Linked DNA regions of Mus musculus: region 2 is linked to region 1. A link is a loop called in an ENCODE intact Hi-C map of the cell type or tissue named here. Cell type or tissue: left cerebral cortex. All regions are shown on one strand. Links, peaks and the distances in the headings refer to the core of each region. The heading gives the core; the rest is flanking DNA. Region 1 overlaps Sptlc3 (serine palmitoyltransferase, long chain base subunit 3). Region 2 holds the start of Ism1 (isthmin 1, angiogenesis inhibitor).

Evidence for each region. Hi-C counts contacts between places; a loop is a spot of excess contacts. Peaks named below come from ENCODE experiments on the same cell type or tissue, not always from the same donor. Only the 100,000 strongest peaks of a DNase experiment are listed, where the experiment ranks them.
Region 2: it touches region 1 in a loop (4-fold over the local background); 5 of 42 quality-filtered maps call a loop at or near these places.

What each region holds. Positions count from the first base shown.
Region 1 is chr2:139,588,442-139,593,816 of GRCm38, forward strand. Sptlc3 (serine palmitoyltransferase, long chain base subunit 3) reads left to right here. Exons shown (of 12, transcript NM_001356507.1): 8 at 1,051-1,270. Among named protein-coding and RNA genes, the nearest start is that of Ism1, 87 kb to the right of the region's middle. In left cerebral cortex, for the core only: CTCF peaks have their summits at 1,687 (motif pointing left) and 3,053 (motif pointing right); DNase peaks (open chromatin) are centred at 1,680 and 3,068.
Region 2 is chr2:139,676,471-139,681,845 of GRCm38, forward strand. It overlaps Ism1 (isthmin 1, angiogenesis inhibitor), which reads left to right and starts at 1,708. Exons shown (of 6, transcript NM_001276489.1): 1 at 1,708-2,337. The coding sequence starts at 2,200. In left cerebral cortex, for the core only: CTCF peaks have their summits at 884, 1,715 and 2,331; DNase peaks (open chromatin) are centred at 789, 1,013, 1,473 and 2,302; H3K4me3 peaks cover 2,612 bases; H3K27ac peaks cover 2,057 bases.

The sequences.
Region 1 (5,375 bases), core at 326-5,325:
AAAAAAAAAAAAGAAAGAAAGAAAGAAAAGGTGCCCCCACACTCATAGGTGACATTAGTGTCAGGAGAAACTTGGTAAGACTGAGGATACAAGAATCCTCTTTATCTTTCATCCAGTAATTCTACAAATCTAAAGCTGTTATTACAAGAAATTCTGTCAATTTAAGGTTATTTAAAAAAAACTGAAATGTAAAACTTAGAAAACTAAAATAAATAATAAAATAGGTCTAAAGCAAAGGATAGGTTAGTAGCGATAAATGTCCCCAAAGTGTTGTTCCCAGATACTAGTGTGAGATCATCCTGGATGCTTCCGTAAACCATTCCCCTCCCTCCCACCCTCCCCTCCCACCATCCCCCTCCCCCCCCCCACCCCCATGCACCTCTGGGATCTCTGTAGGAGGAACCCAGAGACCTGTGCCATAAAACTATCAGGCGATTTTAAAGCCTGATAAACTTCCGTTCTATCACTCTGAAGAAATATGGAGAAAGGGTGCCGGCAGGTGCCTCACATAGACTGAGTTGTGGTGAGTGGGGAACTAAAGGGTGTTTTACTGTGCACTAATTAATAGTATGGTGTCTGAAGCTCTGTGTGTTTTCAATTCCCCACTTTAATCTTTAGCAGTTCAGATCTGGCAGACCTGGTTAAACAAACTGAAAAAAAAAAAAAAGGCAGCTAGATCAAGGTGATTCGGGGTGGTGCACTTTTCTTAAAGCTATCCTAAAAGCATTTCTCTAACTGCAATAACCAGCTTTACAAACAAATTAGCAATATGGCTAGTTCATTTTTCAGTTGAGAATCAAGGTTGACAACCCAATCCACTCAATCCATCAAACATAAAGTATTTTTATTCAAGTAGAGTAGACACCCAGAGAAATGTTACAAGACTGAAATGTTGTCTTTGCTGAATAAAAAACATGCTATGTGAAGAGAGGTGTGACTGCTCCTTGTCAGCAGCCTGACACTGACTTTCTAGGGTGCGCTGGAAGGACACTAACGGAGCTTTCCAGAAAACTATTCACTACTTACCAAGCCTTTTTTCTTTTGTGCTAGCATGGAAGGTTCCATTGTGAACCTTGCCCAGATAGTGGCTCTAAAGAAGAAATACAAGGCTTACCTGTACATTGATGAAGCTCACAGTATTGGCTGTACAGGCCCCACGGGACGAGGCGTCAGAGAGTTATTTGGACTGGACCCTGAAGATATTGACGTATACATGGGTACATTCACCAAGAGCTTCTCGGGCTCAGGAGGATATATAGGCGGGAAAAAGGTAAGAACGGAACCTCTTGTGTTAGGAGAGACCCTGGATACAGATTTCTGGAAGCAGAAATCAGGACCCCCCTGAAGTTCATGTCTGTTTCAGTTCAGCTCACGTGCAGCACAGAGTAAAGAAAAGTGTGGAAAGAATCGTCACATAACAAACTGTGTAGAGTACCTGGGAGAGATTAGCTCCGCCGGACTATGTCTGGGAAGTATTGTAGAATAACCACCATTCAGCCTTGTAGACAAATAGTCGGGGGTGGGGGAGTCAATTTCAGAAAGAAGCAATAGAATATACTGAGCCACAGAAGTAATAAGGAACCTTACATGAACTATGAGGGAGTGGGGTGGAGAGAAGGATGGCTCAGCAGTTAAGAGTACTGATTGCCTGTCAGGGCTCAACTCCTAGCGCCCCCTGGAGGCCTACTACTATCTGTACCTCCAGTCTCAGGGATCTGAAGCCTCAGCTGAACCTGGACAAATATAGCATGCAGACACACATGCAGGCAAGACATGCATACAATTTTTAAATTCAAAAATTAAAGAACTAGGAGTGTGCGTGTGTGTGCACATGTGCGTGTGTTGTAACAGCAACAGTGGAGAAAGTTCAGGTATTCAAGAGGCTAGCCTCATGGATTTTACAAGTTTTCACCTAAATGACAGCAGCATAAAAAATGGACTTTTAAGATTATTTTTCTGAGAAATAACTCTTTTCTATGATGTTAGATAAGCCATCTTCTCTAGTCTCTAAATGATTTTAAAAAATTGGTTCAGATGACATGATGAGATGAGAGAGCGTATGTCCTGTCCCTTTTCCAAATCATGTCAGTTGTCTCTCCAAGCCCACATCTGTCCCAAAGAGACTGTGGTGTAGCTCCAACTAGTAGGGCATTTCAGGCCCCAAATTAGTGCATGGAGGTGCTCTTAACAAGATATCTAACATTTCTAGTTCCTTACCCACTGACCAGAAGAAACAAAAATTCTGCCCACTGCTCAACCAGTTAGACAAATCGGGGTATGCTAGCAGAAAGCATACTATCACTAAAAGTCAGTGGTTTAAAACAATAGATTGCGTCTTATCCACCTACCATGAGACATACAGACGCCTAAAATTCTGTTCTAAGTGTTCTTTGCCCTCTTGTAACTGCTACTTTCTCCCATGGCCAAAGCTTTGTACTTCCACCTTCCTGTGCTTTCCTGTGGGGATGAGCTAGGTAATGCCAGAAACACGGGGAATGCCAGGCCCTCAAAGGCTTCAGCAAAGTCTAGTGAGAGGTTAAATATTTCCTTCTTAACTGTCACATCAGCAGGATCAGAGGGTCTCAAATTTAGGAGCTGTCTGATCCGGATTACCTTGCTTTGTGAGGCTGTGGGCTTTGATTACTTTAGCAGCAGTTCTGAGCCACAAAACTTTTAACCGAGCGTAACTCTGTTTCCTGAGCCAAAGGCACCTGAATAAACTAAAGCAAGCAGATCCTTGAAATGGTGTCAGACTTGTTAGATGTCACATTTTTCTCCTCAGAGTGCCTTTATTTGATACCTACTTTAAACAAAGGCCCAGGACTAGCCGCAGGAAGGACAATTCCCTGGGATCCTGTTCTCTGTTCTGAAGGCAGGTGCAGGGTTTCAAAAATGGAATACTCTTGTCTACATGACCTCTGATCCTTTGGGTTAAAGATCGGGCAATTGTAAAAATTATCATTATTACATTAATCAGAACTCCTACACTCCTACCCACTTCCTCCTCCTAACCTAACAGTATAACTGTGTTATACTGCAGTATCTCAATTAACCACCAGGTGGCATCATGAATTAGAGCGTGTTTGGCAGGGGCTCATTAGCCATACTGAGATACACTACCCTAAAACACCAACGTATAAAACCTTGGAGAAACAGACAACAATTCAATACACGGAACTGAGCAAGAGAATGGAGAGCACGAATCCTGAAGACAATCAAGTGGGTTCAAAACTCTAGAAAAAGATAAAAATGCCTGGCTCTGAAATGTCTTGTTAATCTTGGTATACAGTGACAACATTCCTAAAAACTACACCTGGGATGTCCTGGGACTCTTGGTGGAGCCAAGTTTTGCACATTATGGACCAGATGAATACATCTTGGAAAAAAGTGAAGGGGGAAAAAATAGCTGGTGCTAAGATTTCAGTAAGCAGAGGTTTGATGGGGAGTCTCCGGTTTCCCCCTTAGTTGTTACTAAGTAACAAACTCACCTTGGCTGATCAGGATTAATTCCAAGACAAAGTATTTTCTCAAAAGCCTATGGGGCTTTTGTCTTTTGCAATTTGAGCTCTGCTGACGGACAGTAAACAATTCACTGCCGAGGCTATCCTTCCATGAAGGTCCAGGTGAAAATTCAGATAATCACTCTTCACGTCAGGACTATCAGTGTCTATGAACAAGGCGGGAGTTGATAGGGTCGGGTTCTTTTCTTTTACCATTTTCAATTTCAGTTATTTCTCTAGCTGCTGGGAGGATGTACGCAGCATTCCTCATCCTCTATTCTCCTGTAAGCATGGGTCCTGCAACTTCTTACATGTCCGCTGTCACTTGCTGCCTTCTCCCAGCCTCCGTGAGGATTGGCAAATAAGTGAGGCAGAGATTGTCCTTGTGACCGATAGACGGCAGGGTTGTAATTCTAGAGGAGGGAAATGGGAAACAAGGCTAGGTTTGGAAGGTGATAGTTAGCTCCAACAGCCTGAGAAGCAAGGAAAGGCAATTCTCTTACAGAAGCCTTTCTGTTCTGGTATTCTCAGCCCTGCCTGCACTTAACAGTCCTTTGAAGTAAATGGGGTCATGGACTAAGCATCACGATGTTTATTCTAAAGCCTCCTGTCTGATTCCCTCCCCAAAACCCACCCTTGCCCTTGAACTCCAGGCCTATGGGTAAAGAAAATAATCAAGGTTTTGGACTTAAAAAAAAGGACTTGGAAAACTGTCCCTGGGAGAACCTCTAACTCATTCCAAAGAAAGACACAATACAGACACACCTTGCAAGGGACCAAAGTCAACCCTTAATTCACGACTTGTACCCAGTCAGGAGATAAATAGAAGAAATCAGTAGACTTTCCTTGACACTCTCCAGAAGTTACTACAGAACTCCACTTCCTCAGCCACACAAGGAAAACACCCTTTACCCAGCCTGGGACAAAATGGACTCAGTCCAAAGTAATTATATTGTAGGACAGACACTCTTCATGTTCAAGGGAGTGATTATACGCTGATGCGGTCGTGTTCAAACTAAAGATGCTTATGACTGACCTATGGGATTCCTCAGTTTTTGAAAGGAAATTAGAGTTAGGGGCATTTCGATCAAAGGAGGCTTTGCTTTGTTTCTTTGTCTGATCTTTGTGCTGAATGCTTCCCAACTGAGATGTTACTACGCTTGATCTAAGAGTTCAGTTTCTTGTCATTAATGCATCAGGGGACTGTTCATCCTCCCTCAATCTCTAAAGTTCCTTGGCTTCCCATTAAACAAACTGTCAGAATGTACAGGTCTCTGCTAAGACCCTACTACTATGAACTTTAAGAATATACATATATCTTTAGTTACTTTCTTTCTGAGGACACACTCATTGATTAAATTAAGATTAGACATAAAAGCCTTTAAACCCCAAAACAGCAATGTATGCAAATTGGGGGAAGCACTACAGGCTAAGCATAAAGGGAGCTGGTCTCTATACACTCCAGGACTCACTTCTCCTCATCCTGAGGCCAATCTCTGGTTTTGAAGATGTGATAAGCATAGTGTTAAAGATGGAAACACCTGAACCAGAGTCATTGTGTCTACATCCTTACCTTACCTAATCTTTATGGAGAATTTCCAGGATGTCTGTGCCTCAATTATCCAATCTATAAATTTGGGATTAAAGGGTGTTTCCTACTTCTGAGTTATTTTAAGTGCATTAACATATACGTTGTTCTGAAAATGAACTCAAAAGTATCCCATGGATGTTGGCTGTGGTGTTAGTTTCTGGTCCCATTTTCTGCTCTCTGAGTTATTCAATAACTCAAGTTAATGCTCTCCATTCTTCCAAAGGCCTGTCTGTTTTCTTGTGGTTGGTAATAGTTAGGATAGGTTTGGCTTGGTTTTACTCTTA
Region 2 (5,375 bases), core at 229-5,228, 88 kb after region 1:
TCTGAACCACCAAGGTTTATTGTTTCAATTTCTCCCCTCAGCGCTCCAGTTGACAATTATTGGTATTTTAGAGCCTAGAGATAGCAATGGGAAGCCAGGCAGCCTAACAGTTGAAAGAGAGCTCTCTGCCAGAGAGGGGAAACCCACCCTTAGTGAAAAGGAAAAGATGCCCATCCCGCACTTTATAAATAGCTGCCAATTTATTAATGAGCTGCTGGGTTTGGCTAGAATTTTAAAGATGTTTTCCAGCATTTTCAAAGAGGCAATAAGTTAACTGGATACAAACAGATGCAAACAGCATGCTGAACCACAACTAGTTAAATTCTGGAAAATGCTAAGACGACCTGAGGAACGTTTGGAGTGGCGAAGAAATTCATCTTAGAGTTTCCAAAGAAAGATTTTAACTCTAAAGACAGTTTAATTAGGAATCTTCTGTCCGTTTCTAGTGATTGTAGAAAGAGGTAGGAAAAGAGAGAAAAGTGGCGTGCCGGTAAGAAAGTTTTATTTGTTTGTTTGATTTCATTCACCTAAGGAGATTTGTGCAACGGTCCTGGGTTGCGGATGAGAAATGGCAATGTGTGACAAGGGTTGTGGGAACGTGTGCTCACGCTTGACTAGGGCTGGGCTCACCGAGAGGGAAGGGCTGAGCTGGCTCAGGGGAGGAAGGAGGCGGAGGGAACACAGTATAAAAGTCTCCAGCCTAACAGAGTGCCCGTCACTCGAGCCACTTGGGGAAGGCAGGAGCCAGAGCCACGCTGGACCCAGTTCTCTCTAGCCTCGTTGGCAAGGATCCCGCGCTCTCCAGATATATCACCCAGCCGTTCTGCTCGCCAGCCGCACCACTTGCAAGGCATGAGTCGCTCCCGGGAGCCCGAGGCTGGAGCGCGGTCATGAGGCGGTGGCGCTGTTGCAGCGGCTGCGTTTCGGCAGCCCCCAAGTCCCCTCCAGGCGCAGCACCCCCAGGATGAGCCCCCAGACTCGAGTCTACCAAGCTGAGAGTCACCCAGCATCCCACTGACGTCCGAGCGCCTTCGCAGCGCACACCGTGTTCTTCGCAGCCTCCCACGCGACACCTGCGCACTTAAGTAGACGCGCGCGGATTGAATCCAACTCACCCGCCTTTCCGACGCTCCAGGGCGCTGTAGGCGCACGGTCTGCTGCACCCAGTGATCAGCCAGCCCAGAGCCCCGCAGCTAGTGTCAAGACCCTTCCGGACCGACAGACACCGTGTCACCCCACCCCCTACCCCCCAAACTCGCTGCTCAAGGTCAGGGTGCGTGGTGGGGTCGCAGACACCTGGTTTGTCTGGCCCCTCCGTTCTCCACTCCTATAACTCCAGCTCTACTTTGCCCATAAACTTTTCTCAGGTGGCCTGGGCGACCCCCACTCGCCCGCAGCCCCAAGCACTAGAGCGAGCAGAGGGCTAGTTCCTTTGCCACAGCGACCTCGGCAGCAAGCACTTAGCACAGCCGAGAAGGCGGACGCAGGCGCCGGCGGGGCGCCCCCAGTTATCCTCAAACGGTGACAACCTCGGTGACCCGGAGCCAGCCCATCCGGGGACTGAGCGAGCGGGGCGACGAAGCTAGAGGTCCCAAGGAACTTGGAGTGAGGAAGGTGGTGGCCCCGAGGGTGAGTGGCTCCCGGCAGCGGGGGCGGGGGAGCCGAGAGTGGAGGTAACTCCGGGCGGCCTCTGAAGCCCTCCTCCTCCTTCTCCTCCTCCGCCTCTAACCCCGCGCTCCTCTGGCGGCCGCTCCCGCTCCAGCTGCGGCACCGCGGCCACATCTGGGGAGCCCATGTGCGCTCGGGGGCTCGGCTGCGCCCGCCCCGCCGCCGCCCCCGCAGTTCCCTGCCCGAAGGGTGGACCCTGGCCGGGCCTGGGTCGCGGACAGCCCCGGGTCCCCATCGCCGCCGCCGGACAGCTCCTGGGATTGCTCCGCCACCGGCTTGGACGTCCCCGGCCCCGCGGTGGCTCCGCTGTGGTGTGGCGGCGGCGTTGGCGGCTGCTCCTGTTCCCCGGGCCCCGTGCGCTCGGCCGAGCCCAGAGCCAGCCCTGCCGGCCCGGGGAGCGGGGCCCCGGTGGGGGCCGAGGCGGGAGCCGCTCAGTCGAGCTCGGGGGCTCCGACTCCTCCTCCCCCGGCGGCGGCGCCGCCGCCGCCGCCGCCAGTCGCGCGGGGTCCTAAAGCCGCGCGACTCAAGAGGATGGTGCGCCTGGCTGCGGAACTGCTCCTGCTGCTGGGGCTACTGCTGCTCACGCTGCACATCACGGTTCTGCGCGGATCCGGAGCCTCCGACCGGCAGGACGCGGCCGCCGGCAACGTCAGCGGGTCCCAGTTGCAGGTGAGTGCGCCGCCGGAGGGGGCGTGCGTGGTTGAACGAAGCTGGGTGGCCCGCAAGGTACTAAGCAAGAGAGCTTGGTACATTGCAGAAGGCGGGTCCTCCGTTCCACCAAGGAGCACTTTTGCCTAGGCAACCGGGTTTAAGCAGAAAAGTTTGGACTAGGGGATCGGGCGGAAGGTGGGTGGGTGGAAGGGTTATGTGTAGAGGCCAGGCCTGCTTCAAAGTTTACCTAGAGAAAGCCTCAGATCTGTCACAGGTTTGGCACCAGGAAGAAGTCTTAGGCTTGGGAGGCATAAGCTGGCTGGAGGATGCTTTTGATGCTGAGTACTGCCAGAGACTTAGAAGTTTGTCTTGAGGCAAGAGAGACTGAGGTGAGGCGACATAAAGAGGCCTTATAAGATAAATCTCCAAGCTATATTTAGGAGAAAGTATTCTGTTGGGTGTGCAAGCAGTGTCAGAGGTCAAGACATTATTTCTGGAGACTAGCCAGACACCCCACCTTTGCCTGAGTGATTCCTTCACCTCTTATGCCCCTATGTACCAGGCAAAGGGCCATAGTCAAGGCACCTGTAGGAATTTGGTCTGGAGTTACTTGGGACTTTTAAACTTCTTCCCGGTGAACATCTGCTTTGAAGGTTCTTTTAGTAACAGGATTCTGTTTCGGCTCCAGGGGGAGAGATGAGGCCAGGGGGCATATATTAGGTCTTGAGATGCCAAATGAATATTGCTGAGTAAAGGTTGCCCACATGGGCTTTTCTATTATGACTTTGGAAAGCCTGCCTCATGGTTTTAGAGGTAGAGCATGCATTAAACCAGAACTAGTAGAAGTGAGCTGGGATTTTCTTCAGGGAACAGCCAGGATTCTACACTCTCTAAAGAAACCAAGCCAGGCCCTACTAAAACTAGTCACTGTGCAATGTTGAGATTTTTACATCTTTGTGCCATTAAAAGACTAATAACCTGTTGCTGAAAAGAGCGTTTATTTAAACACGTCTACATCAGGTGTTTACCACGATACTGTTTTAAGAGTGTTGCAGGGGCTAACTCATTTAATCTCATCCTAACCCTCATTACAAGATTGTTAATCTCTCTGCCTTACAGATTGCGAAACTGAGGCACCGAGTGATTAAGAAACTTGTTAGAATTCACACATTCCCACCTGTTGGTTAATTATATCAAGCTTGCTGTCTGCCAGACTAAAGCAAGGTGACCCTTACAAATGCAAACCAGGCCTGCAAAAATGCAAACCTTAAGCTTAAAAGTTCTCAAACCCTTCTAAAAACAATCTGGGTTTGGAGGAGCCTCTCACATTACCCTTCGGGTAACCCTGAACAGCAACAGATATTTCCCCCATGCCAAACACTGAAGAAATAATCCTCACTATCATGAAGGCTTCTGGAAATTGTATTTTATATGTGATGCTTTCTTTCCTCGTGGACTCATGAAAACCTGTAAAAAAAAATGATGTTCTATGGAAAAGTAAATTTGGCAGATTTCTTTATGAGGTGCTTGCTATCATTAGAATAATCTCCGGTTGGCCTTTTCCACCCCAACAGTACTTTAATGAGAGAAGCAGCTGGTAGAACTGGATGGGATTCTCAGAGGGCTTTTGCTGAAGAACAGCCCCCCCCCCCACCTCCACCCCCGATCAAAAAAAAAAAAAAAGAAAGAAAGAAAGAAAAACAGAAGAAATGGGGGATTTGGAAACAGTTCTGCTCCCAGGAATATCTGGAGCCCTAAGTAGCTGCTAATCCAGTAGCTTCAGTTTATCTTGTTACAGTGTTCAATTATGGTGAGCATCCAAAGCCTTCACTTAACTAAGCCTACTGATGACTTTAACAGTTTAGCTTGTAATTTTATTCTTTTTTTTTTTTGTAATTTCTTCTTATAAAAGTTTTATATTCTTCCTGACCAAAGTTATTTCTTGGGCTCAAGGCAGTATAATTCAAATGGACATAGCCAGTTAAACCTGCAAAAGACATTTATCTGCTGTCTACCGGATAGGAAAGAATGCATTTGCTAGCAGCAGGTGTACTTGAAGACAAAACTGTGATGTCAAAATTCTTTCTGTTTTCTGGACACTTTGAGCTCAAGCTTAAATTCCCATCTAAATTGTTTGATTCTGTAATGTCTATACTACCAAAATCCTTCTTAGATGTCAGAAATTCAGAGCATCCCTTCCATTATAAAGCAGGCACTGGTGAGTTTGGCTCAGCTACACTGTATTTAGAATTATTTAAAAAGAGATACACCTTTATTTAAGATTGGACATCCAACAAAAGTACTCAAAATAGCAACAACAAGAGCTAAAGATTTGAGTGCCTTTTGAATGACAAGCAATGCCCTACCACTGTACACATACTAATTTCTCTAAGCTAAAAAAAAAAAGAATAAGAAGAAGAACCCCAATAAAGAACCCCACGAATTAGGTACTGTTATCATCCCACTTTTAAGTGGGGAAACTGAGTTAGGTAGCTCACTCTATAACTGAAGAGCTAGAAGCTCCTTAATTTGTATTTCTTATTTTATAGTATAAAAATGTATGCCTTATATTTTGTGTATTGTATATCAAATGATATATCCATATTCCAAGTTCTTGGTAAACTCCATAATACTGGCTACAAAAGAGGGGCAACTTTTAAATGTTGCATTTTCTGACACACATGTATAGTTTTACTGTACCGGCTACCAATGCATACATGTTTATATAGCATCTGTGCTTATATCTATACAGAAACATATTTAGAATCCTTAACAAGATTTCTTTGGCAGTGCCAGGGAGTTCTAAGAAATTGGTTTTTTGTTGTGTTTTCCTTTGTGACTTCCGTCGCTGCAGATATGCTACTATGAAGTAGCAATAAATGTTTTGAGAACATAATCTTTCTGTTGGTTTGTGGGTCAGAAAATATCCAGTAAGACATTTTTGATTGTCAGCACTCACTGTATAAAAATTCATAGAACTGTCAAGTTTGTTGACTTGTGAATGACTTTTTTTTTCTGACATAACTTTATCTTGTGAAATACTCTGGTTAGTCTTT